Regions from separate parts of the Homo sapiens genome. Here region 1 is linked to region 2. A link is an interaction called in ENCODE POLR2A ChIA-PET data of the cell type or tissue named here. Cell type or tissue: Panc1. All regions are shown on one strand. Links, peaks and the distances in the headings refer to the core of each region. The heading gives the core; the rest is flanking DNA. Region 1 overlaps ATAD2B (ATPase family AAA domain containing 2B). Region 2 holds the start of LOC124907741 (a long non-coding RNA gene).

Region 1 (15,328 bases), core at 3,935-11,934, 310 kb before region 2:
CAATTCTCTAGAGACAGAAAGCATTATCAGTGGTTGTTAGGCTGGGACATGGGAGTGGGAGTGGGGATTGACTGCAGATAGGCCTGAGGAAACTTTTTGGGGTAATGGAAATGTTCTAAAATGTGCTTGTGATGGCTACACATCTGTAAAAATTTACTGAACATTATTGAACTGTTTTTTCAGAAATATTGGAAGGTGTGCCTAAGTGCATCTGGGAAAGTTAGGGAAGGCATCACACAGAAAGCATCAGCTTGAGTGGTGCATTAAAGAAGGGGTCAGGAATGAGTGAATACTATGTATCACAACCAGTGTGAACCAATGTGAAACAGAGCGTGATTTGTTCTGGGAATTATGGAAGGCTTGTCTTTGGTACACCATGAAGTTTGAGGCTAGGACTGTCAGAAGATAAAGTTAGGAGTGAACTTAGAGAAGTATAATTTATCCCACTTATAAAATGTTGGATTCTAAGGTGTTGGTAGTAACCTGGTAAGAATATCCATGGATTATTGTAGGCCTGTTCTTGGTATGCTTTTGTATTCATAAAGTGTTAACATAGTATTGAAAATTATCAGAGAAAATAGTTAAAATGAAATGTTTTGCCATTCTTGAACGAAATCGTGGTACGTCTAGGATATTAAGTTCTACTTATTTTTCAAGACCCAATTGATATAAGTGATTTCTGGTACATCTTACCTAGTGTCTTTTCACCCCTTGCAAGGTCTCTGCTCTGTTTTGCTACCTCTGTTACAGTACTCCCAGCATAGTATCATAATGCTTTTCTTCTGATACTCTAAAATCTTTGACAGCAGAGAACAAAGACATTTTCTTCAGTTTTATAACTGCAGTGTCTGGCATGATGTTTGACATACAAAGCATGTTCAGTAGTAAATTTACTTCCAGAACTTTCAAAGAAAGGCCATCAAAGCATTGATTAAAGGGTTGGAGGGAACTGTGCATGAAGGTAGTCTACAAAAGCACTGGAACGACACAAGGTGAAATTTTATGAACTTTTAAATGATTTGACTTTAGGTTGAGATAAATAATTCCCCATCCAGTTTTTGAATTCTGATGTTTACCTTTCATTGTTTCTTCTTCTCTTAGAATTTCAGAGCTGGAAAAGGCATTGACAGTTTATATAATTTAGTCTTCTTTATTCACTTTATTACCTTAAGCCAATTACTTAAATCTTTCTAAGCCCCAGTTTCCCCATCTGTAAAATGAGGAAATAATACTTACCTCATTGTTATGAAGGTAGAATGATATCATATTTATGGAATTTTTAAGGGTTCATTTCATAGGTTTAATCCAGTAAGTGGTTAGAAATGACAAACTGAATGAATTATTCAAATTTTACCACAAATGTGTGGCTAAATTTGGGCAGGAATATGATGTCTTTGATTCTAATCCATATTTTCACAGTGTCATGGTTGGTCTATCTTTCCATACTGGTGACTTTCTCCCTTTTTTTATTTGCAGTTTCCTGTTTGATTTGGGCTGGGTAACAAAAATCACAAGGTTAACTCTTTCAGTACATACTTATTAGGCATTGCTAAATACCAGGCACTGGGATAGGTATAGAAAAATAGGTGAATAAGAAGTGGTCTCTGTTCTCAGGGAGTTTGGTGTCTAGAAGGTAGAAGGTAGACATTCTAGAAAAACCATAAAAATTAAATACAGTGTTTAATGCCATAGTAGACAAATTTGGATGAGGTAAAGAGCATTTAAACAGCATATCTTGGAAGGTGGACACCTGGGGTCAAAGTCTGAGTAGGTAAACAGAAGAGGTGAGTAATCACCAAGTGGATGGAGCTGAAGGATATGAGAATAATTGGCTTAATTTTTTTGGAGTGTGTCATGGAGCATAAACTAGACTAGAGGTATAGTTTCTTTGCAGTGGAACCAGGATTCCAGAGATTACAGTGAAATAGACTTGGTAGGGAAAGAGCACAGTAAGGGAAGTCAATGGATAGGGAGTACAAAGAAATACGAGGATAAGAGATGGCAATGTTAACATTCTTCCAGCTGTACTATTATAGATTCGAAGTAATTACTTTTCCCCTCTTAATGTAAAAGCCTTTGAGATTGTTGCCATCTGTTACAACCAGCTATCCTTTTTGCTATTATCTGATGACTCTTACTAGATATGTAGTATCATTCATTAATGACTTGGGTAACTGGACATTCTTCCATTCCTGTTTAGCCCATGCGGTTGAACCCTTCAACAGCATAGCCTAGGACTAGGTTAACTATAACCCCATGTGAATGGTCTATGAATATTGAACATGATACTGGAAGATGAAGACATTGCAATTTGGTATGATATGTAAGCTTTTAATTCTTTATATATTTAATGTCTTTGTGTGTGTGTATATGTGTAGGTTAAATGTATCTTTAGAATACAGTATGAAGAGGTCTTGTATATTCAAAGGCCTATTGAAGAAGACAGAAGAAAATTTTTTCAAGAATTGATTCTCAATCAGGCATCAATGGCTCCACCACGAAGGAAACATGCTGGTAAAGTTTGTAAAGCCTTTAGGAAAATGGGAGGGATGGAGTTAAGAAATACCCTTTCTTGGAGTCAGTTTATTTTAGCCCTTTCTTCTTGGAAGTGAGGACAGTTTGTCAGGTTCTGTTTATCTTTAGATGACGTGTGGAAGTGTCCATTGTGTTCACCTGACTTGAGATTGGGAAGTATAGCCTTGTTAAAGCTTTGCTAAACAGGACTTCTTCTTATGACTTCAACCACATCCTGTGGTAGATGTCACATTATGGGGCTCAAAAAGTCATAGAAAAAAGTCTTCAGTTCTCCTCTGTTTTAGTCACAGTAAGTACCCAGGAGTTGAACTGGCAGGTTGTGAACACCAGGTGTTGTGCTCATTACTTTTTGGGCCATGATAGATTTGATGGGCTAATAGCTGCTTAGAACATTTGCCATTTCTAGTTTATTTATTGATTGACTTTTCAAATACTTATTTAGGACCCCTTACATTTAACGTTGTATTCTAGCCATTTGAAAATCTATCCTGCCTTTGTTTTAAGTGTTAGATTTTTCTTGGGTTTGGACTCAATAATTTTGGACTCAAGAATTGAGCTTAAGAGGTACCTCAAGAATTTCTCAGATTTCAGTTCCTTGACATAGTAAGGGCTGCATTCTAAGTCATTCAAAAGAGATTTTCTTTTCCTAATCTTAAAGATGTGTAAAGGATAAGATCTACCTGCTTAATCTTTCAGCCTCTTCTAGGAAGTAGCAATCCTGTTTGGTAAAAATTTTTAAGCCTCTTTACCCTTGTTCCATCTTTTATGTTTCTTAGAGCCCTTCTTGTAGGATACTCAATACATTTCCCATCCCTGCCAAGTCCTTATTTTTCCATATTCTTTTTACTTTGTTTGTTTTTCATTGGTTATATTATGTAACATTTTAATAATTTTATTGTTCTTTAGTGGCTCCTTTCCAAATTTTATTGGTGTTTTAAAAATGAACCCCTGTCAAATTGCTGTAGTTATGGTTTTTTCCCTCCCAAAACCTTGGGAAATTGAATATGTAAATTATACCTTATTTATGTTTATTTTGTTGCTTCCTGTTAATCTAAATATTTCATTATGAAAATGATTTATTTCAATCTTTCATGCTTCTAGATATATTTTAATCTCATAGATCTGAATTTTCTATGTTTACGATTGATATAATTCTTTTTCAGTTGCTTCTGTTGACTTTCACTTTTCATCTTAGGAGCTATTTAAAAATCAGTGAAAAATTCTTAGAATTTTAATTCTGAGCTGTAGTGTGATATCAGGGGAAATCTTTTAAAATTAGAGAACGTTGTAATTAGGAAAGTTAATACTTTACCTTTTAAGAAGATTTTTTGTTTTTCTTAGGATAGATAGTGAGTACCATGGATTTTACATATGACACTTAGGACTGGTTTTCCATCTCCTTCATGACTGTGGAATTCTTTTTTTAGTTCCTTTTTTTTTTTTTCCCTCCCTTCCTGCAGGTGCCATTCACTATCCGTACTCTGTTGTACTCAGAATACGAGGGCAGGAGACCTGCCTAAAATCAGAATTCTTTTGGGGATAGGAAGGTTCAAATATTACTTGCCCATTATACTTTTTATGCATTTAAGGTAATACCATTTTAAGAAGCAGTTTTTAAACAAGGTTGACTTAAGAAAATCAGTGTGTAATACTTTACTGGGAGATATTTGTGTTGAACTATTTCTCGTAAGTTATATATAAATAATATTTCAAAATCAAATTATTTTGTTTTTTAAAGGGGTCCTGTTGTGAGTTATTTTATAAAGTGAAGCTATTCCCTTTTTGTTTCTGTGCAAATTTTTACTTGCTGGATTTGCATGTTTCACACATATAGTCATGCGCTGCATAATGACGTTTTGGTCAACGATGGACTGCATATACGATGGTGGCCTCATAAAAGTATAATACTGTATTTTTACTATACCTTTTCTATGTTCAGATACAGAAATACGACTGTGCTACAGTTGCCTACAGTATTCAGTATAGTCACATGCTGTCCAGGTTTGTAGCCTAGGAGCAATAAGCTTTACCATATAGCCTAGGTATGTCATAGGCTATACCATCTAGGTTTGTGCAGGTATACTCTTATGATGTTCACACAATGACAAAATTGCCTAACTGCACATTTCTTAGAATGTATCCCTGTTGTTAAGCAACACATGACTGTATTTGTAATTCTTTTCTTTAAAGAACATTTTGAGAGAATGCCAAAAAAGGGTCCTGGCCCACGACGTTGGAATCTTAACATTTTCTTCTGTTTTCTCTAGCTCTTTGTGCTATGGAAGTGCTTCCTCTTGCACTACCTTCTCCACCTCGTCAATTATCAGAATCAGAAAAAAGTCGAATGGAGGACCAGGAGGAAAATACTTTAAGAGAGTTGCGGTTGTTTCTCAGGGATGTAACCAAGAGGCTGGCCACAGATAAACGCTTTAACATCTTCAGCAAACCGGTGGATATTGAAGAGGTCTTGTTTCAGTAGTGTGCAAACAGTGAAGTTGAACTGGCTAAAAGAAAAAAATATTGACATCTTTTTTTGGAAGGAAAAAAAAGCAAAGGCATGGATGAATATTACCCCTAGCCTATAAAATTTTAATCCATGTGATAACTACCGATGTCATCAGCAAACATCTGGTGACTTTTGGATGAAATTAGCGACCAATTTATATTGGCCTCTTAATTATTATTAACCTTTGTGGTCTCTTACTCTTCGATTTAAGAGGATTAAAGGTTGCCTTAGTCAAATATCCATACTAGATTATTTTTATTCCAGGATAAATTCTGCTGTCAAAGAGTATATTGGTATTAACCAATCAATACCAGTTAATACTGGCATTTCCCAAATTATGTATACCTCATCAAAAGAGGTAGCTAAAAACCTGAAATTTCTTTGTCTTTCATATTTTGGAAATGCCTGTGGCTGGGATGCTGTTTGAAGTTAAAACATATCCCGTGCAACTAAATTATTTTTCTTTCTAAGGATTTTCTCTGCTCCCAGTGGAAAATTTCTCACTTTATATGTGTATTATTTTGTGTGCTTGTGGGAGCATGGTTTGTGATGATGAGAAAAGAAATTTTCCATTTGGGAATCTAATACTATCAACTACATTTTTGGTTTTTGTTTTATCCTGGGATAATGTAGTGTGTGGATGAACACAATGTAATCTTTACTGGCCTCTTTCTTATAGTTCAGACTCCATGTTTGAACAGCTTTGGTGTTTTTAGTTTTTATTCATTTCTTTTTTTAAAAAAATGAATTATGGGTGATTCAGGGTTTAATGTTGTATCCTAATTGTGAAATCTGTGCTTTTGGACCTGAGCAGATACCTTTGAAACCATTACCTCATCTGTTACTAGGAAGAATGAGCTAGCATTTACATTCCTCCCCCCTGGCAAGTCTGAAAAGAAATACTTTCCCCCCTTTTTGGAATGAAGAGACTATCTATAATTTTATTTGTACCTTTATCCACAATACACTGTTTTTTCCATTTGATCCTCTTATCAACCTTGTAGGATCATTATTATTATTCTTACTTTGCAGTTGAGGAAACAGACTTGTTGGCAAGTGACATAGCCAAGACTTGAAAGTTTTTTAAAATTCAAAGCCCACATTCATTATCATAGCTACTTTATATCTTTCCACTGGGATAACAGGACATGCCTAATTGGCTTTTTAAATTAATAAATATCAGTTTATATTGCTGGGTCATCCCCCCCCCCATAGTGTTTTTAAATAATTTTAAAACTATCAGCCGATTAAAAAATTATTTTAAATAAATGTGATATGTGTGTGTGCCCTTTCTTCCACTCCCCTATTTGGTATATTTGGACTCTAACACTTCTTAAAGGATAGGGGCTTGCCCCCAACTCAACTTCCCATGCTGAGAGTAAACCAATTTTGCTTTTGCTCAGGAAAACTCTTTTCTTTCTAATCAAAGAAGATTTGTCAGATTTTCAAATGCCATCTGTAATAGTTTTATAAATGACGGTAAGGGGATAGAAAATGTTGGTCAGATAAATATTTTATTTAGGGTTGTATTTCTCTTCTTTTCTCCTTTATCTTTCTTCTTAGGTTCGTTCTGCTCTTAAGCTGAGAACATAGGAGTCTCTGGGAAGGATAGAGAGGGGAAAACAAGATAACCTAAAACAAAAGTTTTTATTTAACTAATGAATTTAAAATGTCTGAAAACTTTATCAAATTCCAAAGCAGACTGCAGAGAAAGCAAAACTTTAGAAAATAAATGTTAAATTTAAAATTAAGCATAGAGTGGTAACATTTATAGTCTTTAATAATATACATTTTATAGTGCTTTTTAGTTTATAAAACAGTTTCCACTTATACACAGGCATTTATGTCAAATACCAGAAGCAGGAATCCAGCTAATATCTTCTGAGGTAGTTTGTTTCAGTATAACTCTGCTACCTCCCTTATAGGGAGATTGACTGGTTTTTCAGTTCCTAAAAGGTGAAAAATAAAGCACACATACACTTCTACTTAATATTTTTTATAAGTAATCCTAAACATTAAAAAACATATAAATTACATATATGTGCGTGTGTGTGTGAATGTGTAAATTTAAAAATAATGGTATCGATGCCATCTGAAACTTCATAGAGCAGAACTTAACCATCTCCCCAGAAATCTTTCCTGGACTAATTTTAGACATTACTGCTAAGACTGCTGTTATAGCAAACCTATTTACTTGATTTGAGATTTGCATTGGGGAAGGCAGTAGATACATAAGTTGCTAACACTTTCTTGTTGGTCAGGGATACTCAATTTATTGGGCAAATCATGACGTAATATCTCCTGTTTAGGGTTATCTCACAGAAAATCAGCACAGAAAGCAGCATGTTTGTTTGTTTGTAGATTTCTTTATACTTAGGGACAAATCCAGCAGATCTCGTACTGGTTAGGAAAACTATACTTAATTTTCTTATATAATTGACTCTAAATGTTTGTGATGACTCCAAAGGAGTGGAAAATACTTTCCATGAAATAGTTCACTCTAGAAAACTGAAAAAGAAAATTTTTGTTGAAAATTTAAAGAGATTTATCAGAATAACTTATCTCATAGTATGAAAAGTCTTTGCTTTTTATTTTCCTTAATTTTTTTCCTGAAGTCATATTTATTGATGCTCATTGGGAACTTTTGCCCATACATTATCTTCCCGGATATGCCCGAAGGATTAAAAAAAAAAAAAAAAAGCTGACATGGTTTCAAATTTTAAGAACAGAAACATTTCAGAGTTGATTTAGGTATGACTTGGAAACTGAAGCTTTCATGGAAAGTATGACAGATAGTAACTTTGGTAGCATAAATAGCGCTGCAATTTTATCTTTATAAATTATTTATTTGATATTTAGATTTAATTTTTAAAGAACTTTGTTTTTATTTTGTGTTTTTATGAACTGAGATGATGTGAAAAACTGGAAGTAATTTTTATTAAAATATCTGTTTTAGGTTTCAGATTATCTTGAAGTAATCAAGGAACCAATGGACTTATCAACAGTAATAACTAAAATTGATAAACATAATTACCTGACTGCAAAGGATTTCCTGAAAGATATTGACCTCATCTGTAGCAATGCTTTAGAGTATAATCCAGATAAGGACCCAGGAGGTAAGGATGCATAGGGCAAGGTTCCCCTTGATAATCAATCAGAAGACAGTTTACCGTTTAAATACTAAGTCATGCCTGTGTTCTAGATAGATAATTTTCATGACCTGTTGTTTTTCAAAACTTCTCAATAAGAAGCTCATAGCCTACATAAAAATAATGTGTTTAAAGTAGAGAATTGTATAGTTGTAGGTATTATTTTCAGGGGTTTGTTTCTTCATTTACCTTCTACTTTTTATATTTACATTGTAATTTGAGAATTTAATTGAAAATATATTAGTCAACAATTGCAGGGCTGATAAAGATTCAGAATTTCGAATTCATGGAAATCCATAATAGGATCAGTTTATGTGTCAAAAGATCCTTTTATGTGGAATGTTATCTGTTCTTTATGTAGAATGTTATCTGTTCTTTTGATTGTTGGGATTTCTATGTAACTGTGTTATTTTACTCCTAATCCATCCTGTATTCAAGTGTATAGTCCCAACTTTTGTTATCGCTCTCCAGGGAAGACTGCCAGGAATATATCTGCAGTAAAACAAAATGAGGTGATTTATTATACTGAGGAAGAATATGTGTCATAGGGAACCATATAGGATTTGGACTTGCGTTAAGTGATTTTGGTTAGAGTATAAGGAAGTGGGGCTTTGCAGTGGATTAGATGCTGTTAGAAAGTAGGAATAATTTTAAGAACCTAGAAGGCAAGAAAATGGAGCAAGGCTAATAAAGCTGTGATTGATAAAGAAACAGAAGTTGGCTGGGTGTGGTGGCTTGCACCTGTAATCCCAGCACTTTGGGAGGCCGGGGTGAATGGATCACTTGACCTCAGGAGTTAGCAGGCCAGCCTGAGTAACATGGCAAAACCTCGCCTCTACAAAAAAATTACAAAAATTAGCTGTGTGTGGTGGTTGCGCACTTGTAGTCCTAGCTACTTGAGAGACTGAGGTGGGAGGCTCACTTGAGCCCTGGAGGTTGAGGCTGCAGTGAGCTGTGATCATGCCACTGTACTCCAGCCTGGGCAACATAGCGATAGCCTTTCTCAAAATAAAAAGGAAAGGAAAGAAAAGAAAGAAAGAAAAAAAAAGAAACAGCAGCCTTTCTCAAAATAAAAAGGAAAGACAAGAAAAAAAAAAAAGAAACAGCAGTCATTCATATTAGTCAGGATTATGTTTGGTCATTGGCTATTATTGTTTATTTTTATTTTTTTGAGATGGAATCTCCGTCTGTTGCCCCAGTTGGAGTACAGTGGCATGATCTCAGCTTACTGCAACCTCCGCCTCCTGGGTTCAAGTGATTCTCCTGGCTCAGCCTCCCGAGTAGCTGGGATTTCAGGCACCTGCCACCACGTCCAGCTAATTTTTGTATTTTTAGTAGAGATGGGGTTTCACCATGTTGGCTAGGCTGGTCTCAAACTTGTAATCTCAAGTGGTCTGCCAGCCTCGGTCTCCCAAAGTGCTGGGATTACAGGCCTGAGCCACTGTGCCCAGCCTGATTATTTATTTATTTATTTATTTATTTATTTATTTATTTATTTATTTTTTTGTGGTCAGGACAATGTTCATGTTTTGTCTGTGTTTAGACATGATTAGACAGAGTGGTTTAATTTTTCTCTTGACCCATCATGAGCACAGGGTGGCCTTGTCTGATACTGGTGTTCTGTGAAATTGTTTATGTTTAATTGTAGTACCTTGAGGCCTAGCTGATAGTGCCAGGCCAGCTCCTGGCTGTCAGGAGCCACTTTCTGTGAAATTGTTTATGTTTAATTGTAGTACGCCGAGGCCTAGCTGACAGTGCCAGGCCAACTCCTGGCTGTCAGGAGCCACTTTTCGCTTTTTCACTCTATTGAGAATTCTATTTATTTGATAGGTAATACTAAAAAAAAATGCTTCTTATTTTTAAAACATTCATTTAAGTTTTTGTTATCTAAAGATATTTAGAGTATAATTTGTGCTTTGTTTTGTTTTTTGTTTGAGACAGAGTCACTGTGTCACCCAGGCTGGAGTGCAGTGGCGCGATAGTGGTTCACTGTAACCTCCGCCTCCTGGATTCAAGTGATTCTTTCTCGTGCCTCACCCTCCCGAGTAGCTGGGACTACAGGCACGTGCCACTACGCCCAGCTAATTTTTGCATTTTTAGTAGAGATGGGGTTTCATCATGTTGGCCAGGCTGGTCTTAAAGTCCTGACCCCAGGTGATCTGCCCCTCTCGGCCTCCCAGAGTGCTGGGATTATAGGTGTGAGCCACCGCGCCTGGCCTGTGCTTTGTTTTGTATCTGTATTTTGAGGCAGTGGTTCTCAACCCAGGCCATATGGTAAAATGACCTAGATTTCTCAATTTCACATGAAATTAGATATTTTTTGCTTCAGTTTCAACCATAATAAATCACAGATTCTATAATTGCAAAAACTGCAGTTGTTTTGCATCAACCCAGTAATTTCCAAGTTAGGAGGCAGAATAAAATTTTGGATGGCTGGACTTCCTATGTAACAGTTTTTCAGCTTTATGTTATTTGCCTCTTATAGTTTTTGCTGTTTGTTTGCTTTACCTCTTTTTAAGTTATTTTATATAACACACACACACACACACACACACACACACACACACAAGTATATACTTTTTTTTTTGGAGACAGCATCTTGTTCTGTTGCTCAGGCTGGAGTGCAGCGGTGTGACCTCATCTCACTGCAACCTTTGTCTCCTGGGCTCAAGCAATCCTCCCACCCTAGCCTCCTGGTAGCTGGGTAATACAGGCACACGCCACCACACCTGGCTAATTTTTGTGTTTTTGTTTGTAGAGAAGAGGTCTCGCCATGTTGCCCAGGCTGGTCTCAAACTCCTGGGTTCAAGTGATCTGCCCACCTTGGCCTCCCAAAGTGCTGGTATTACCCATGTGAGCTAGTGCACCCAGCTTATATATATCTTATAGAAAAATATGCGAAAGTAGAACAAAGAAGAATATTAAAAACGTATTAATTCCATCACTTAGTGTTTTTTCTCTGTTTCCGTCCCCATCCACGGATATACTGTATGTAGAATATATACATGCATCTTAGTTTTACTAAAATGACTAGGATTTTTATAAATTTTGTCATTCCTATAATATTTTGTGAAAAGCTTATTAATTAATATATTTCTCCAACATTATTTTAATCATATGTAGATCTCATATAACAGCTAATACCCGATTGTTGGACATATTAGATTTTTTAGTTTTTTCCTCTTTTATAAACGCTGATAAATATCTTTGTAATGCAAATTTTATGTTGATTCTTAATTATTTCCTTAGAATAAGTTCCTTAAAGTGAAATTTCTGGATCAAAGAATATATATCTTTTAAGACTTTTAATCTGTACTATTAAAATTTTCTCTCAAAATTCTTAAAAATTATACCAGCAGCGGGCTGGGTGCAGTGGTTCATGCCTGTAATCCCAGCACTTTGGGAGGCCGAGGTGGGTGGATCACGAGGTCAGGAGATCGAGACCATCCTGGCTAACACAGTGAAACCCTGTCTCTACTAAAAATACAAAAAATTAGCGAGGCGTGGTGGTGGGCGCCTATAGTCACAGCTACTCAGGAGGCTGAGGCAGGGGAATAGCATGAACCCGGGAGGCGGAGCTTGCAGTGAGCTGAGATCACGCCACTGCACTCCAGCCTGGGAGACAGAGCGAGACTCTGTCTCAAAAAAAAAAAAAAAAAAAGAAAAGAAAAAAAAAATTATACCAACAGCATCAGGGTCACTGTTAGCCACTATAGCAATTTTTGGTAAGTAAGAGAACCTTCTTCAGTTGGATGCCATCCTGTAACAGGATGGATAGTAAAGCATGGGCTGGATGTCGGCCCCATTTCACTCCCTTCCCTTGCTGGGGTCCTATGTGAGGGTACAACCCGTACAACTGTATATGTAGTGGTTTTGAGCAGTGTGTGAGAGTGCTTGTGTGCCTATACCTTCAGCCTGGTTTTCAAGACGCAGAGACTGCTGTTATTGTGTAATATGTAATGAGAATATGGGCTTTGGATTCAGACCTAGGCTTTAGTCCCATTTCTCCTATTTCCTAGCTCTTTAACTTTGATCAAATTAAGCCTTCTGAATTTTAGTTTCCTCATCTGTAAAATGGGGATGATAACAACATTCTTAAATGGGATGGTTGTAAGAATTAAATGAGCAAGTGTATTAGGTTGAACCTTATGAAATTGCCATTTTCATATGGTTCATCCTAAATATCTTAAGCCTTTAGCAGAGTAGCTGGGACATGATAAGAGTTCCATAAAGGTTAGCTGTTTGTGTTTGTATTCTTATGATCATTATTTAAATTGTGCTTTAATTTTTTTATAAGTTGGTTTCTTAGTGGGTACCTGCATATTTGCTCTAGAATGACCCTTTATACTTTGTGCTTATTACATTCCCTGGACCATACTTTAAATGTAATTCTATTTTGAAACAAATCTAAGGGCTGGTAGTGAAAATGAATTTAAGTGCTTAGAAAAAGCCAGTTGAGAAGATCAATCCATATTTTTCCCTTCTCAGTAATTAATTATAACCACATTGATATTAATATTTTAAGGAAGAAGTAATGGTTTCTGGTGCATAATAATATTTTACTACAAAATGCAGTTCCACAATGAAAGAATATGGCTCTGCTTTCTTCACTTGTTCTGATACAAAAAGTGATATTGTTCAAATGCATTATTTTGGCTGTGTTTAGATTTTTTTCATATCTTTCATCAAGCAACCTCTTTTTTTTTTCTTAGCAACAGAACCACTTGTTATGTTCCAGAAAAACATCCTCAGGGTGTGTTGTGTAGCAAGTGGAAATTACATGAATGTTGTATTACGTTTACAAGTTCCCATGAGTATTTGGAAGCTTACAGTGTTCTCTTTTACAGAACACTTGGCCATTTGGGGAAAAAACTAACATATACATAGAAGACAAAAGCCAACATTTTGAAAGATATACACGTTGCCTAAGTGTTGACCCAGATTGTCTCCCTTGAGGATGATGGGAACAGAAATTAAATGATGGGAACAAGAAGAAATTGACCTGTGTTCTAAATGTGACCAGTATCAGATATTTGGCCCTAATTACTACAGTATAGATACATGATATATTATGTTTGGCTCATCCCCATTCTCGGTCTTGCAGTTCACCCCTCCTATATCCCCCAGGCCTATTCATATGCTATATACCATCATTTGACTAGTTTTGCTGAAATTTTCGCCCTAATGTTTTAGTTGTCTCAAAATCTTCTATGTTGTTCAAATTGTATAGGATTAAAGCCCCCAGATTCACCCAAACTTTTGGAGCCCTCTGTGTTTTGCTCTTAATACATTTCTAAATTTATCTGCCACAGTTGTATTTCATGAGTTGTTTCAACCAAACTCACTCATTTTTCTGTTAGTGTTTATGAGTACTATCTGCTAATTACTGAGCTGGGTGCCTAGACTACAAAGATGACTCTGACAATTCTTGCCTTTTGAGACCAAGATATAGATATAGATATAGATATAGATATAGATATAGATATATCAGTATTATGATAGATCCATAATGCCTACCGGATAACTACTATGTGGCAGGCATTATTCTATATGTAATTGTATTAGTTTACTAGTGCTACCATAACAAAATGTAACAGAAATTAATTTTCTCACAGTTCTAGAGGTTATCAATTCAAAATAAAAGTGTCAGCAGGTTGGTTTCTCCTGAGGCCTCTTTTCTTGGCTTGCAGATGGTGGCCTCCTTCTCTCTGTGTCCTCACATGGCCTTTTCCCTATGCTTGTGTGCCCTTGGTGTTTCTTGGTGTGTCCAAATTTTCTCTCCTTGTAAGGACATCAGTCAGATTGGATTAGAACCCACCCATATGTCCTCATTTTAATTATCTTTTTAAAGGCCTTGTCTCCAAATACAGTCATATTTTAAGGTACTGGGAGTTAAGCCTTCCACATATAAATTTAGAGGAGATGCATTTCAGCCTGTAACAGTTATATGAAACACAATCCCTACTATATAGAAAGTCATCAATTTTTAGAGATGATAAATACACTTATCAAATTATTGGTGATTATAATAACAAATATTATTAAGATAAAGGGATACCATAGAGGTGGCAATCATGAATAATGTCTTAAGGTGCCAGCAGATGATTATAAGACAGTGTCATAAGGTCTTATTAGAAATACGTTACCTGGTTAGTGGAGCACAGAGGAGAAGACACTACCTGGAGATTAGCAAGATTGGGAAGGGCATTGACTCTAGGCTGAGGAAACAGAGGTATGAAAAAAACAAGTCTGGAGAATAGAGTGCCTCTGTGGAGGAGTAGTGGGAAACTAATTTGCTTCTCTACTCACTGACTCAACGTTTATTGAGCATCTTTTTGTTAAATATTCTCTGTGTATAAATCCTGTTTAAGGCTAGAGATACACAGATGGTTAAGACACAGCCTTGACCTCTTAGTATCAAATTTGGGGTAGAGGTCAAGGCAGTTGTAAGATGGAGGTTGGAACATCAGTTAAGATTTAATTGCAGTGGCTGCAGGGATTAAATATAGAGGTCTTAGTGACCAACCATTTAAATATGGTGGACAAAAACCTAGAATGATCCCTGAGGTTTTGGTCTGGTTAGAGGAATCTGGGAAGGTAAACCAATGGAGGAACAGATTTATGGGCAGGATGTCAAATTCAATTTGGGACATGTTAGTATGAGTCATATTTGGTAAACCCAGACAAAATGCAGACTTTATTTATTTATTTATTTATTTTTGAGACGGAGTCTTGCTCTGTTGCCAGGCTGGAGTACAGTGGCGTGATCTCGGCTCACTGCAACCTCCGTCTCTCGGGTTCATGCGATTCTCCTGCCTCAGCCTCCCCAGTAGCTGGGATTACAGGCGTGTACCATCACACCCAGCTAATTTTTGTATTTTTAATAGAGATGGGGTTTCACCATGTTGGCCAGGATGGTCTCGATCTCTTGACCTTGTGATCTGCCTGCCTTGGCTTCCCAAAGTGCTGGATTACTAGTTGTATATGTGGTTCTGGAGGTTGAAAGAAGTGGGCAGGAGATATGGTTGGGAGTCATCATCGTAGAGGAGTGAATGAGATTTCATAGACAGTGTGTAGAATGAGAAGAGAGAGGAGCCCAGGAGGGCCCCTTTTCTAGGAAATATGGGTCCCAGTTCTT
Region 2 (15,328 bases), core at 2,694-10,693:
TGAGTTGCAACACATCAAGGGTGGCCCGTGAGGACTGCTAGGCTACGTCTGTCTTCCACAGGTGAGCTCGGGCTCTGTGTGTGAGGCTGAAATCTCCCCATTCTCTTCACAACCAGCCTGATTACAAGAAAGGGTGAAAATAGGTATTGGCGGCTGTCATGAATGGCCTCCAGGTGGTCTAGGAGCAAGTGGAGGGGTCTCCAGCCTGCGATGGTCATTCTGTGACCTGTTCCACTTGGCTCAGGAGGGTGACAGCCTGGGTCTGGTTGACTCATGGTCTTTAGGCCTCTTGGGTCATGGTGGGTGGGAAGAAGGGCAGCCCATACGTGACTCCTTCAGTTCTCTTCCTGAGTGGGGGTTGGGACCACATTGCAGCCCAGCAGATGGTCAATGCCTGGCTTGACACGTCGTATGTGCTGCACTAATGGTCGTGGGAGGCAGGCAGGCATGTGATTGATACTTGCTGAGAGCTTTTTAGGCTTCAAAATAAGGAGTGGCAGCTGACATGGGAACAAGAAGGGCCCCTGGGTTGTATTAGGAACCAGGACACAAGGACTCTAGTTTCTGCTCTGCCTGATGGGCTGTGTGACCTTGAGCAAGATACTAGACCTCTCTGGGCTTTGGTTTGCTCCTTGGTACAATAAATGGCAACAAGAACCCCTTTTTGTCTACCTCCTAGAGTCCCTCTCATGATCCAGGAGAGGAAGCTATGAAAACACTTTGCAACCTAAAAGCACTAGGTCACAGAAGGAGGTAACATAAATCGTCTATCTTTAGCCTTAGAGGTTCCAACAAATTGGAGTTGGAGTGGGAGTTGCCAAGGAGTCTCTGTTTTGGGGTCAGGGAGTCCACATGGAACCTAGCTGTGAGGGTGGCTCTGGCCAATGCCCTGTGAGCTTTCAGCTACATCCCCATTATATGAGACAGTGACCTTGGGAGGGTTAGCATGGCATTCAAGGCTGTGTCTCCCAATTCTTAGGTTTCCCTTAGCATTTTTGCTCTGATATCTTTGGTCTTTTTATATCTTCAGGCTTTTACACAAGCTGTTCCCATTGCCTAGTGTTCCCTGCACACACACATATAAATGCATAGGTTTCAATTTCCAGCTTTAACTCACCTCTTCTTTGAAGCCTATGGTTTTGATCAAACTAAGCTAGTTGCTGAATATTCTCACCCCCTCAAGTGTGTGCTCTGGGTCAGGGGTTTTTATCTCATATGGTCACTGTGATACCCCCGGTGCCTACAACAATGCCTAGCATTATAGTAGATGCTCACTAAGTCAAGTAAATGAGTTGCTCTTCCATAGCACTTGGTATACATTCTTTTTGCTGCATTTATCACATATTTGCCACATAAGAATTGATCGCGTTAATCATGTAAGAATTCGTATGTACTGGCTGCCCCACCGGACTGAGAGCTCCTTGCAGGCAGGGCGAAAGTCTGACCTCTCTGGATCCCAGACCTAGGACAATGTACAATGTGACTACCAGTAAGTGATGGATGAATGAATGAATGAATGAATGAATGAATGAATGAATGAATGAGTGAGCGTTGCAACACTCTTCTGTTTCACCATGTGCTGGGTATTCATCCTGTAGTCCCCAGTACTCCTGGCACTATTTGTCCTGTTGTAAGAGAGAGAGACAGGGGTGGAGTTGGAGGGAGAGAGGAGAAATTTATGATTAGAAAACAAAAGCTTAAAAGTCTTTCTGAGTGGCCTCTGAGTATGAGTAAATGAGATCATCCCTACAGGAGAGAAGTCCATCAATTTCAGAGCATGGTCACTCAATGTATGCACACACAGTGCTTTCCCTGAGCAGGATGCACACATGGTGCTTTCCCCGATGGATGCTTTTGTGCAAGTTAGAAAGAGGCACTCCTCTCTCTGAACTCTCAAGGGCACAGCGACACTCCCAGAGCACAGGCTGGGGGTCAGCACCCATGTCTCCTTGGCCAGGTGCCCTCACGGAGGACACAAACTCACCACTGTTCCTGGCAGCCGCAGCCACCTGAGCAGGTGCGAGGTAAGCAAGGAGACAGGCCTCTTAGAAAATCAAATTTTGCCGTAAAAATAAACTCTGAGGTTTGTGGAGAAGCTATTTCTAGCCCAGGTGCCAAACAAGGTTCTGTAGCTAGACTGGACGGCTGTGCGCCCCTCCATCTCACCCGCCATTCACTAAGAGAAACTGCCCATGTGCATGCTATCCTCAGCTCCCTGGCTTTCAGGACTGGGGAAAGAGTCCATCCCTGGGCATCTCCAGCCTTTTGTTGACAATCTCCGCCTGCTGTTTAGCATGGGACTGAGGGCAGCGGACAAGGAAGATGGAAAAGGGGGGCATGGCCTTCCACAATCCTGAACTGGGTGGCGCTTTGGTGACCATCGTTAGCCATCTCTGATCTCCCCCCAGCCCAGTCTCAGCACTCAGATGCTGTGAACCAAACCAGCCTCTTCTTCTTTTTTTTTTTTAACCTGTCACCCAGATTGCAGTGCAGTGGTGTGATCTCAGCTCACTGCAACCTCTGCCTCCCGGGTTCAAGCAATTCTCCTGCCTCAGCCTCCCGAACAGTTGGGATTACAAGCATGTGCCACCACGCCCGGCTGATTTTTGTATTTTCTAGTAGAGACAGCGTTTCGCCATGTCAGTCAGGCTGGTCTCGAACTCCTGACCTCGGATGATCTGCCTGCCTCGGCCTCTCAAAGTGCTGGGATTACAGGCGTCAGCCACCGCTCTCAGCCCAAACCAGCCTCTTCTACGGGATCTTGGAGGGCTCTTGGCAGAACTAGCTACAATTACCCATTGTGGGGTTACAGAACGAGGCTGCTGACCAGCTACTGTGGCTGGGGAAACAGGAGGCTCCTACCCTCTTTCCAGCGAGGGCTGACTGGGGTGGGAGCTGTGCCCAGATCCCAGCCAGAGAAAAGCAGGAACCTTTCTACTCTATTTGTTTTCACTTTGCTAAGTTCCAGAAAGGATTGCAGGGGACTTAAAAGGATACATTAAGACACCATAAATCAAAAGTAGGAGAGAGAATCACAAGTGTAGGAGCAGGAAACGGAGGAGGGAATGTTGCCTACATGAAACCGTATTTAGAAAATGCCATACACAGGCTACAGGTGGGCCACAAATCTGCCTCCAGGCTTGGCAGTGCTTCTGACCTTGGCCACACCCATCAGAACCACCTGGGGAGCTTTACAAAAATCCAGATGCCTGGATCCACCTCCCAGAGACTGACTGTGATCTCACAGATCTGGTATGTAGCCTGGGTATGAGAATTTAAAAAATCTCCCTGGGTGATGTCATAGGCAGCCAGAGTTGAGAGTTACCGTTTCGAGAGCATGGAAGAGGCAAATCTGTTACAACATGATTTGTGGGTCCATGAGATCCTATGACAGTGGCTCGGGAGAAGAATATGTCTGTGGTGGAATCAGAGACACCTCTCCCAAGGGTCCTAGCAAAGGAGTCACAAGTGACAGGATAAACATGAACTGCCACAGAATCCTAAACGAGGGTGCACTGTTGTGACCTGGATGGAGGGCAGCAGATATTCTAACAGCCCGTAGAGTTCATGTGGGGTGGCGCAAGATGAACATAGTACAACATAGCCAAGGTACCCAGCTTTTGGATGGCTTGATCCAGGGGGTAGATTTTAAAGGAACTGAAAGATGAGACAAATTACACATCATCCAGGAATATTGTTTTGCAAACTCTTTATAACTCCCATCTCAGTTCCTCAAGCCATAGAATTCAGGAACTTGGTAATAACACCTATGAGTTGAAAGTAGTGGTTAAAGTTTTAAAACACACTGATATCCTCATGACAGCAATTAGAATATCTGGGGGAAGGACCTAGGCATCTGTAGTTTTTTTTTGTTTTTTTTTGAGACAGAATCTTCCGCTGTCACCTAGGGTGGAGTGGTGCAGTGGTGCGATCTCAGCTCACTGCAACCTCCACCTCCCACTTTCAAGCAACTCTCCTGCCTCAGCCTCCCGAGTACCTGGGACTATAGGCGTGTGTCACCATGCCCGGCTAATTTTTTTATTTATAGTAGAGATGGGGTTTCACCATGTTGGCCAGGCTGGTCCTGAACTCCTGGCCTCAAGTGATCCGCCCACCTCGGCCTCCCAAAGTGCTGGGATTACAGGCGTGAGCCACCACGGCCGGGCCATCTGTAATTCTTAAAGCACTCCGGTCAATGTGCACCAAGGGCTAAGAACTGCTGGCCCTGGTGGCACCGTTCCTCCCTTGTCACCTTTCAAGGTCCTGAGAAATGGGAAGGCCGTGGTTATTCCCGTTTTACAGCTCAGAAGACTGAGGCTCAGAAGGTTTTATAGGGCTTTCCCAGAGTTAGAGGTAGATTTGGGACTAGAATCCAGAGCTTGCCTCCAATCCCAGGTTCCCTGCCACCACGCTGCTTATGAGGACACACTGTCGGTGGTTCTGTAATCTCTGAACTGAATAAAATAATCTAATCCCAAGAGATATGCATGAACAGGGCCCTGTGCCGGGCTTGTAGAGAAAAGAGGATGATCCCTGTCCTCAGTGAGCTCAGGGTCCAGGAAGGAAGGTGAGCAGCCTAAGGCAAAGGAGAAGGAGATGCATGGCTAAGGGAGGGAGGGAGGAGGACTGAGACAGTACGAGTACAAGGCTTCCTTGGAGAGCAAGGAAGCAGCTTTGTTTTGGACAGGTAGAGTCTGATATGTGAATCAGACAGCAGGGATCTGCTACGCATGAGCCACTGGAGAAATGGTCCGGACCTTAGGACAGAGGTGCCATCTGGGAGTCAAGTCTGGGAACAGCTGAAGCAGAGGGAGTGGAGGGAGGGCTGGGGATACAGGGAGCCAAGGAAAGCCTGCGGCACCAACAGCTTCCCTTCCTGGCAGGAGGAGGCGGTGGAGCTGGAGGACGGCAGCTCACACGAGCAAGATGGACAGGAAGCAGGAGGAGAGGCCACTTGCTGACACCGAGGTGGACAGCGCAGGCTGGGGGTCTGCAGCCCTGTTGATGGAAAGGTGCGGAGCAGCTGCAGGGCACCAGGCAGGGAACGGACCAGAATCCCAAATGATGCCTGTGTAGGGCTGAGGGTTCGGCTGAGGTTCTGTTGAGGGATCTGGGCCCCAGCTAGTGGGTGTGGTCACACGGCCTTTTCAGGGGTGTGAGCGCCCACATACCTATTTGAAGAAGGGGCTGCAGAGGTCCCCAGAGTGGGCCAGGGAAAGCAGGTACAGTCAGAAGACAAGGGGGCAGCAGAGTGTCTGTGTCGGCCGGAGCAGCAGTGAGATGTCTGCCTGCAGGTCCCTCCTTGAGGTGGACACCACGGAGGCCAAGAGGGGAGTGGACAAGGGGAGAGCTCAGGAAGTAAGGCTGTCCATGGCACGAGGGAGGGAAGGCAGGCAGCGGGCAGGGGAGTGCGGTCAGAGAGGACGCCTGCAGGATGGACTGGGGGAAGTAAAGGCGGGGGGTGTGGAAGCCCAGGACATGGCCCATGGTGTTCTCTAACTGCCGTTAGCTCTGGAGACATTTGCAACCTCCTCCGAAGACACAGGCGGCATCTAGGGCATTTCGTTTGCTGAGGGCAGGGGGACAAACGGCCTGGACAGACAGTACTGAGACGGCCTCAATGATGGAGGCAGGGGATGCTGCCCAGGGTGGCTCCAGCACCAGTGACGATCAGCACTGCCCTTCACCACCTCCAGAGCCCGAGGTGTCTGCTAATGCCATTCTTGGCTCAGCCTTGGGCTCTGCGCAAACTGAGTCCTCGGCTCAACTCCCCCCACCCCTCTTTCCTGCAGTGCAGGTATCAGATTTCACTCCTCCTAGCTGGTTCCAGTATGGCCTTCTTACTTATTTGGGTGATTTCCACCAAACCACAGAAAAGCAGAGCGCAGCCCTCCACACATGGCTCTTGAACTGGCCTGTTTTGTAGCAGGTTACACAGGACCCTGTGAGCTGGCCCAGTTTCCACAGTAAACTGATAGCTGCTTCCACTGATCCCCAGGGGTCACAGAACCATCTAGGGGCCTCGGAACCTTCCTATCATCTTGGAAATCAATGGGACTCCTGCATGTGAGGGGAGGGCACAGCCAGCACCAGGCTGCATGTTGCGGACACTCCCAGGCACAGTCCCAGCTGCACGTAGTGATTTGTTTACTGAGAGCTCATCAGGTACTGGTATGAGTGGCAGAGGGAGCGGAACACAGAGACAGATCAGGTATGATTCCCATCCTCCAGGAACTGGCCGAGTGCTAGGGAAGACAGACTTGAGTTCACAACAGGGACCCTGGTCTGGGGGCACAGAGATAGAGGCCCACATAGGGTGCATCTGACCAGCTATGCCTGGTGAAACTGCCCTCAAAGTCCCTCCCCATCCTAAAGTACATGATTGCCAGAGCTCAGGACGAACAAGAGAACAAGAGCCATGTGCCACCCTGCATCAGCAGCAGGGAAGATTAGACCCCAAACTAAGGGTCAACATTGAAGAAACCAAAACCCACTGCCCTGGGGTGTCTCTGTTCCCTTCACTCTTGCCAAACTCACAGGTGCATCCAAGGAGAGCTGGCTTCTGTGAAGAATACGTCCTCAATCTTTTCTTTGCCCCGTGTAGGAGCGGGGATGCCATGGCTGCCAAACTGACGCTGCGCTGTCTTGTTTTCCAACTCCCCTTCTCTGACCCAACAGGAGGCCTGGAGGCAAAGGATTCCCCAGTGCCGGCGATATCGCTAGCAAGGACAGCTGTCGCCCACCAGTGGTGCCATGGGCGTGTGCCAACAGCCCACCAGCTCCCTAGGTCAAGAACCCACCTCTCCTCTGGCTGCCCCCACTGGGCTGCTGGGAGGCTGAAGGCTGGATGCACTGTGGGGTCACAGGGTGGGGAACCTTCCATTTCAGTGGCTGATCCTGGCCCAGCCCAGAGCCTTCTCCCGCTTCCTGCTGACAACCAAGGCTGCGCCTAGCCTGAGATTCCAAAGCCATATTTTCTCCTCTCTGTGCAAGGGTTCTGGCAGGGGACAGCCATCCCCAACCTCAATGTCTCTGAGTCCAAAGAGAAAGCTCTCTGACCAGCAGAGAATCTGGACGTGGCAGGAGCCTTGTTGGTCTGATGTTCTGCCCCTGCTGCAGAGGGAAGCTGGAGTTTGGTCCAAGGCAGAGGCCAGGAGGCCACCGGTCAGAAGGCATGAGGGTGGGCGGCTGAGAATACAGCAGTCCCGGGGCTGCTATGGCCTGTGCTCACCCAGCACTAGGCCCTGTGTGTTATGCAGACGCAGCCTGTACTTCTAAAGGCTCAAGTCCCACAAGGACATACAAGGCTGGGCCAGCTGGGCCTCCACTGTCCTGGATCCGAGAGCCCACTCCTCTGCCCTCCAGCCTGCTTCATTCCAGGCCCAGCTCCTGTCCCTTCAGTAGCATGAAATGTGGTGAACGTTGTCAACTCCAGCTCCAGGCCTCCTTGCCTCTGCAGGCACATTCCTGGCCTGCCTGGTGGGGGCTAAAGCAGATCCCAGATCACGGATTCTGTTCATAAGATTGTGCCCTCCCAAGGCAGGCCAGGTTCCCCGGCATTTCTGGCTGCCTGATCCTGCTTGGAGAACCTGGAGTCAAAAGTTTAAGCTAGGACTCTAAAAATTTAAGCCAAAGAAGTAATCAAATGACTATGCAGATACATATGCAACAATGTTTGTTGTGCTGTTATTTGTAATAGTGAAATATTTAAAATATGCTAAATGTCCATCGTTAGGGCATTAAGTGAATCATGTATGCTATTATATCCACAGAGTAGACAGTCTGTAAAAATGGTGATATAGATTTCTATTTACCGACATACGAAATGGCTTGATACATTGTGGAATCTAAATAACATGCCCCCCGAACAGTACCCACAGTCAGATCCTGTGTGCACTGTTTACGTATGTGCATAAGAAAAAGCTTGGAAAGAAACACTAAAATGGTTATCTCTGGGGAACAGGATTATAAGTCATTTATATACTTTTAGCTACTATCCTTTAAAATCCCTTTATAATGAATAAATAATATTTTCATGATATTTAATAATACATTTTAATACCAAAACTTAATTATAAAACTTAATTACAGTTTTTAAGGAGGTTAAAGGTCATCTAGTTGCTGGCCATCCCTAGATCTAACCTCCTGGGGAAAGCCAAGACCCAGGTAAGCAAGGAACTGTCACAGAGATTCTCTGATGGGGCACGGTGGCTCACGCCTACAATCGCAGCGCTTTGGGAGGCTGAAGCGGGTAGATCACTTGAGGTCAGGAGTTGGAGACCAGCCTGGCCAACATGGTGAAACCATGTCGTGATAGCACACGTGATAGCCAGTCGTGATAGCACATGCCTGTAGTCCCAGCTACTTGGGAGGCTGAGGTGGAAGGATCGCTTGAACCCAGAGGCAGAGGTTGCAGTGAGCCAAGATTGCGCCACTGCGCTCCAGCCTGGGCTGGACAACAACAAAAAGAGTCATAGATATTCTCTTTGGTTGATTCTAGGAGGATTGAGGCTAAAATGGCTTAGCTAAGCCCCAGTACCAGTTGATCACACACGCCTGTGGTAAAATCGCACTGAGGAAGAGGGCGAGGGGACCTACTGTACTTTCTTCCCTTCCCCCACACATTTAGCATGAGAGGAGAGAGCTGGCTATGCTCAGGTCTGATGCCTTTCTTATTTCCAGGTGAGCTAAGCAGAGACCTACCTTGCGCCGCCCGTCTCTGGCAAGCTCAGGATTCGTCCCCAGGATGCGAAAACCACGATGGCCGCCAACACTTAGCAAAGCGTGAGCATCACCAGGAAGCCAGATAGTCTAGAAAGAGAGGGAAAAACAGTGGGGTAGGGGTGGGGAAAAGGTCTAATTTTTTTTCTTTTCTTTTTTTTTTTTTGCAAAAAGATGTCTTTTGAATTCCAGCATCCTGGGTGGTCCCCACACTAACTGGATGCTAGTCTCTGCCTCAGATATCCCTGATGCTGAGTTGCATACTGTGGATTATCTCACACAGGCTGTGCACAAACTCTGCCAGCACATGCAAAGTGGGGCGAAGTGGGTAGCAGAGTACTCCGAGTGGCAGATATGAGGCATCCCCCGCCCATCCTCCGAATACACACAGCCCTAATCCCCACCATTGAGCCATTGACACTGAATAACAGAGAGAACAATGGTATTGTCTTCCATCTAATCCAAACTAAGAAACTCCAGCAATGGGGAAAAAGAAAACATTTAAGTCTTTAATCTAATACTGAAAAGGACACAAACTCTAGAATTACAAAAACAAATCATTACTTTTTTCACACAATGGGCAAGAAGACCTTGAGGAGGCAAAGAATAGGTTCCCTGGGGAGAATTTTTTTTTTTTTTTAAATTATAGATTTAATACCTAGGAGAAAGAGGCTATCTATTACGGGGAGGCAGAGCTACTCCTGGTTCCTTCTTTTAAATGTAATCTATGAGAAAGCCATCTTCACAACGGGAAATGGCATCCCCCACTGCAAAACGCACGACTGTCATTACCTGGGAATCAATATATTTTTTTAAACCAAATATATCATTATCAATTGATTTTCCTTTTTCCTCTTAGCACTCCAGAGTCCCGGGTAGCAGGGGAAAGCTTTAATGTGATATGAAGGATTTGGACAGGTAAATAAGTTATTGTAAACTCATTCTGCCTTATGGTCAGCTTCCCTCTGACAACGCAACGAGTCTTTCTCAGATCCTCTCAACCTAAGCTTTTCCAGCGGCCGCTGATAGAGATGCACGTGATCCATATCAAATAGCCATTTTCAAGCTGAAGGTGGCAAAAATATTATTTTTCTCAAGGATAGAATGTTCTCTTTACGACTAAGAAATAACCTCTGCGGGGAAGCAAAATCAGCCAAGGTCGCCATTTAATTTTGACACAGAACCAAAGTGGCGAGTACATTTCCTCTCCAAGGTGAAGCACAAGGAGAAACTGATCACTTTGACCACAAGGTATTGGCAATACTGGTGATCGATGTATTCTGGGAAAGATCCTTGGCAGATAAGTGCTGGTGAACAGAGAGGTCTAGGAGATAGGGGTCAAACCATTTTTAGGTGCTTGAGAATCTCATTCATTCATTCATTCATTTAATAAATATTGATTCCCTCTATGTGTCAGGCAGTATGTTCAAGGCACTGGGAATACATGAGTGAACAAAAGAGAAAGGTACTCCTGCCCTCAGGGAGCTCATATTCTAGAGGGTGGAAACACAGAATATACAATACACTTAAAAAGTAGTGAAAATTGTATCATATTTTGGAAGGTAGTATATGCAATTTATTAGAGAAGAAATGGAGCAGGGTAGGGTGCATGTTGTCGGGGGGCCTGTGGTGCAGTTTAAGTAGGGTGGGCAGGGCCAGTCTTGTGAGTGGAGGACATTTGAGCACACACTTCAAGATGAGGAGTAGGTCGTGTGGGCATCTGGCCCTAAGTGTTCTAGGCAGAGGGAACAGCCAGTGAGAACATGGCTGGTATGTTCCAGGACCACCAAGGAAGCCACTGTGGCTGGTGGAGGGAGATTCTAGTAAGAGGTGAGGCCAGAGTGGTGAGCATCCTGATTGCGTAGGGCCCTGTAGGCTACTGTGAAGTCTACTAACTTGAGAGCCCAAAGATCCCAGCCACCATCTTTAGAAGTGGCTCCCAATTTCTTGAGCCAAAACCCTCAGAGTTCATGTCGGGTTAATCCACTTCCTTTCCAGGCTGTGCCGAATGAATATGGAATAGGCTAGACTGTAGCCTAGAGGGACAGTGGTGGGAAGGAAGCACAGGCTGTCTACGCCTGTCCTGACGACAGTGGCCTTGCCCTTCCATCTCTGTGGTCCCTACCTCTAGGGGAGACAACTGAAACAGTTCTGAACAAAAATAAACCACATGCACAGCTGAGTTCTCTGGGACTTTTCCTCATGTGCTGATGAAAAGGTCTGGAAGTGAATGACCCATTGGCTATTATAGACTGTACTGGATGTTTTGTGTTGGGCCCTTTTGACCTGCCTTCCACCTTCCCCACCCTGTTCTTCCCCACCTCTCCCAGGCGAGCCCTGGGAGGCTCACCTGACCTGTATGGAGAGCATCCCTCATGTTTTGGACCCTCTGACTTCTGGTTAGGTTCAGCCCATGCAAGCACTAGCAGGAGACTGGGGACAGGGTCAGGGTTGACTGTTGGTTCCCCTGCTCCCCTCCCTCTCTGCGTCTTCATGAGCAGGGTGTCCCTCACCTGCAGGTCATGGCTCTAGCTGGGGAACAAGGAGCTCCACAAGGCTCTCTCTCTGGATTCCTGTAATAGCTCCTTCCCCTGACCATTATGCTCAAAGGCAGTAATTCCCCTCATCCCATCATCAGCCTGGGGGCACTGTGCTATGATGGTTTCTCTATACTGTGCCTATTCATCTTTGTGGATAGTCATTTTACTTAACTCTCTCCAAATTACACATTTGAATATGTCTATTTCAAGACCCCGATAGATACATTCACAGAGAGGGTTAAAAGCAAGACCCTGGAATCAGATACATCTGAATTAGAATTCTAACACTGACACTTAGTTTTGTGACAGCAGGTAAGTTCTTTAACTCCTAGGAACCTCTGTTTCCCATTCTTTTTAGGCCAACATTCAAATTGAGGAAATACAGAGAATACCACAAAGATACTACTCGAGAAGAGTAACCCCAGGACACATAATGGTCATATTTATCAAGGTTTTGTTTTGTTTTGTTTTGTTTTGAGATGGAGTCTCACTCTGTTGCCCAGGCTGGAGTGCAGTGGCGCAATCTTGGCTCACTGCAGCCTCCGCCTCCCGGGTTCAAGCAATTCTCCTGCCTCAGTCTCCCAAGTAGCTGGGACTACAGGCACACGCCGCCATGCCCGGCTAATTTTTGTATTTTTAGTAGAGACAGGGTTTCATCATGTTGGTCAGGATGGTCTTGATCTTCTGACCTTGTGATCCGCCCGCCTCGGCCTCCCAAAGTGCTAAAACTAGAGAACCCGTGACATCCTCCTCCTCTTCCTCCATCTCAGCATCACCATCTCAGAAGTGCCATCACCTGCTCAAAGTCCAGGGCAAGCACACCTGCTTCCCGACATCTTTGCCGACCCCAACCAGAAACTCTTTCCTTGAAAGGGTTTCTAACTGTTCTCGGTTAACATTTAGCATCAGTCTATGCCTCAGTGATTTTATTTATTTTTTCACATCTTTCCTTTCTTGTTCTTTTCCCACCCACCCAACCCCCACGCCTTGCAGTTAGACCCTGGGCTTAATAGACAGTATCTTTTGGAATCTCTGGTCCATAGCACCCATCATGTAGCGGTGTATAAACGATCCTTGACTCATTATTGTCCTTTCTGGGAGGCCTATAAGCTACATCCATGCACCTAAGCATGTCCCACTCTAATGAGATACATGGTATTTAAAAGTGATTTAAAAATAAATTACTAGAAACCAATTTTTAGTAATAATTTTGTTCCCAAGTTAACACTGTAAAATCTTAACGTTTCCAAAGATCATGGCCTGGGAAAATGAATCCCAGGAATGAACCCAGGAAATCACAGGGAGGCAGGTATGGTTTTCTATCTCCAGGTGAATAAAGAGATTGCTTCAGGGCTTAATTTGTGACACTTTTGGCCAAATTGACCTTTTCCCTTCCACTAATTTCATCAAACGGCAGCCTACAGTCTTAAGGAAAACAAATCGTAAAAGCTAAAGGACAGAGGACTCTAATTTATTTTAAAAAATACAGTAGGTAGTCAGTCACTGCTTGTGAAAGGGGTCTTAGGACTTTCAGCTTCCCAAGGTACTCAAGAGATGTTAATTGACTTTGACAAGGCATTAAGACCAATATGAAAGCAAGACCCTTGAATGGGCTATTTGGGTTAAATGCTTGGAGAGCTTCAAAATGAAACTAGAGAAAAATTTTGAGATCCATTTTACCTCTAAGTCTATAAATAAAGATAGTTCCTAACATGAACCAAACTGATGGTCAAGAGAATTATGAACAAGGGCCCCAGGATTTTTTACTTCTTTATAAAATACACCATGTTTTTAGGGGAGAGAAACTGCCTTAAGAGAGGAGAAACCAATTAGGGAGCCTCCAGTTTGACACAGCATCAGAAAGCAGCCCCGCCAGGGTCGTAACCACACTCTCCAATTATGGGTCCAGAACCCAGAAGTTCAGCACCCCTCAGCAAACTGGGCAACAAAGAGTCTTTCTTCCTTGGAAAAGAAAAGCAAAGGAACTGGAGGCTGTAAACTGTAGGGAGGAAACCGGCTCCCGAGCCCACCCTCCTGTCAGCCCAGATATGGGACTCTGCGGCACCTCTGACCCTGGGCAGGAACGCCTGCTCCCAGTGTGTCCTGCAAGGGGAACGCTCATTCATATTCTTTTTAAGACGAGAGAAAAACAGGCCATCCATCCATTAATAATATCAACTGTGGGTTCACCAAAGCCTGCAGGCTTCTTGCCAACACAAAAATAAACATTCTCAGAAGGTTTATCCATCAGGTTCACGACAGTTCATGAGCCGGGGTCCGGAAGGCACTGCTTTTTAAAGGGGAGAGTGAAGATGCAAAGATGGAGTAAGTCATGAGAGTCCACCCAGCACAACGCAGAGATTGCCTATTCCATTAAGGAGCCACAATTGGCCACTGATGAGATCCGTTATTTTCAGCTGGTAGGGATGCAGCTCCTGGCATGCTTTTTGTAGGCTGTATTCAAAGAAAGACAGTGTCTGCAGAAGCCAGGCTGACCGATTTGAGAGGTAACAATGTTTTCATAAGGCTTGAAGTTTACAAAGCCTAGCCCATTCTTATTTTCTCATTTACCTGTTCTAACAAATTTATGAGTTGATTACTTTTGTAATCCTCATTTTACAGATGAGGGAACAGAGGCTCATGGCAAAAAAAGGTTGTCCAAAGTCACACAGCAAGTCAAAGAGGGAGCCTGAACAGCAAGCCTGGATTTTGTGCCTCCCATTCCAGGCTTTTGTTCCTGGGCCTCCAGCTGCCGTCACCCTTCTCCTCGTGAAAACTCCTCCCTGGACACTTCTTTCTGCACTCTCTGGAGTACGAAACTTTCCAGGCAAAATACTGGAGACTATCACAATAAGGACACACGTGCCACCCAAGGAGGCTTCCTGTTGGGCCAGCACAGCACCAAAGGGCCCATCTCCTAGTTGCCTTGGATGGTTTGGGGCGAGGAGAATGGGAAGATAAAGAAAATGAGGTGTTCATAGTTGGACTGGATCCTAAGTTATGCCATGACATGACTCCACCATAAACCCAGCATGAAAGGTTTCAGGAAAAAAAGTTGCAAACCAAAATCCTCTTAAAATCTTTTTTTTTTTTTTGATACACAGCAGACCCCCCCAAAATGAAATGAACTCGAACTCACCCAACTCAGCCCTGCCACTCAATGCTGGCACATATCCCCCCACCCTCACTCTACCAGTTAATACAGATTCGCCCATCACTGGAAGCAGAACCGGAATGACCCTTGCATTTCCACAAGATGAAGAAAAAGAAGCCAAAGGTGCCAACTGGACCTACCAAAGCTTGACTCACCCACAGCAGCACTGAAGATGTCGGCAGGGAGGACCCACCTGGCACGTAGTAGATGCTCAGTAAAGAGTAAAGCTCTGTTCAAAAAAGGAAATTGCCTCCACGGTTCAACTCATTTTCCACAATTTTTCTTTGAACATCTGGAAGATGTTCACACCATAGGTTGATGATTGGAATATAAACCAGTTTAAAAAAAAATCAGACACTGCTTCCAGATTTTGCTCTTATAAACAGGCCTCCATCCTCCCTGTAAATTGCAATAATTCCTTCCCAGATGTTGCTTCTCCTTCAGACCCATAAATCTCAGCTTTTCATAAGGATGCTTCGCCTCTGCCTGGTGCTGCGGGCTGCGTGGCGTGCTCCTGCATCTTCTCTCCCTCATTAGATGCCACACGAACCCCATGAGGCAGGGCAGGTGCCCACATCCCTGATTCCCTGACGGGCAGGCCAGCTGCCAGCTCTCTCAAGTTGGACTGCGGTGGGTGCGGGTGTTGAGCAACACACAGTAGCCTTTTCTCCAACACCCTCCAGGTCACCATGTGGGTGGGGAGTCAGAGACTCACAGCGCCTACTCCCATCTATAGAGGCTCCACTCCCGCTGCCTTGGTGCCCTCAGGGGCATTGCCCCTTTAAAAGTCTGACTCCAGTGTGGACACAGCTTTCCTCGACTCTCCCTGACACTCCTGGGACCAGGCTATAACATTTAAACAAGACTTGACTGGAGTCTTGTGGAGTAAAGCAAAACAACAGGCAAAGAAATA

The links. ChIA-PET counts read pairs that join two places held together with the same protein. Peaks named below come from ENCODE experiments on the same cell type or tissue, not always from the same donor. Only the 100,000 strongest peaks of a DNase experiment are listed, where the experiment ranks them.
Region 1: POLR2A ChIA-PET joins it to region 2 with 12 read pairs; 2 of 35 experiments call an interaction of 5 or more read pairs at or near these places.

Annotation. Positions count from the first base shown.
Region 1 is chr2:23,775,698-23,791,025 of GRCh38, reverse strand. It overlaps ATAD2B (ATPase family AAA domain containing 2B), which reads left to right. Exons shown (of 28, transcript NM_017552.4): 20 at 2,379-2,514; 21 at 4,803-4,999; 22 at 7,998-8,157. Among named protein-coding and RNA genes, the nearest start is that of ATAD2B, 140 kb to the left of the region's middle. RefSeq lists an enhancer at 2,612-2,661. In Panc1, for the core only: no CTCF peak of the experiment used is centred there; no DNase peak of the experiment used is centred there.
Region 2 is chr2:23,469,043-23,484,370 of GRCh38, reverse strand. It overlaps KLHL29 (kelch like family member 29), which reads right to left. Exons shown (of 14, transcript NM_052920.2): 2 at 8,704-8,811. LOC124907741 (a long non-coding RNA gene) reads left to right here and starts at 8,867. Exons shown (of 2, transcript XR_007086244.1): 1 at 8,867-15,328. In Panc1, for the core only: no CTCF peak of the experiment used is centred there; a DNase peak (open chromatin) is centred at 3,250.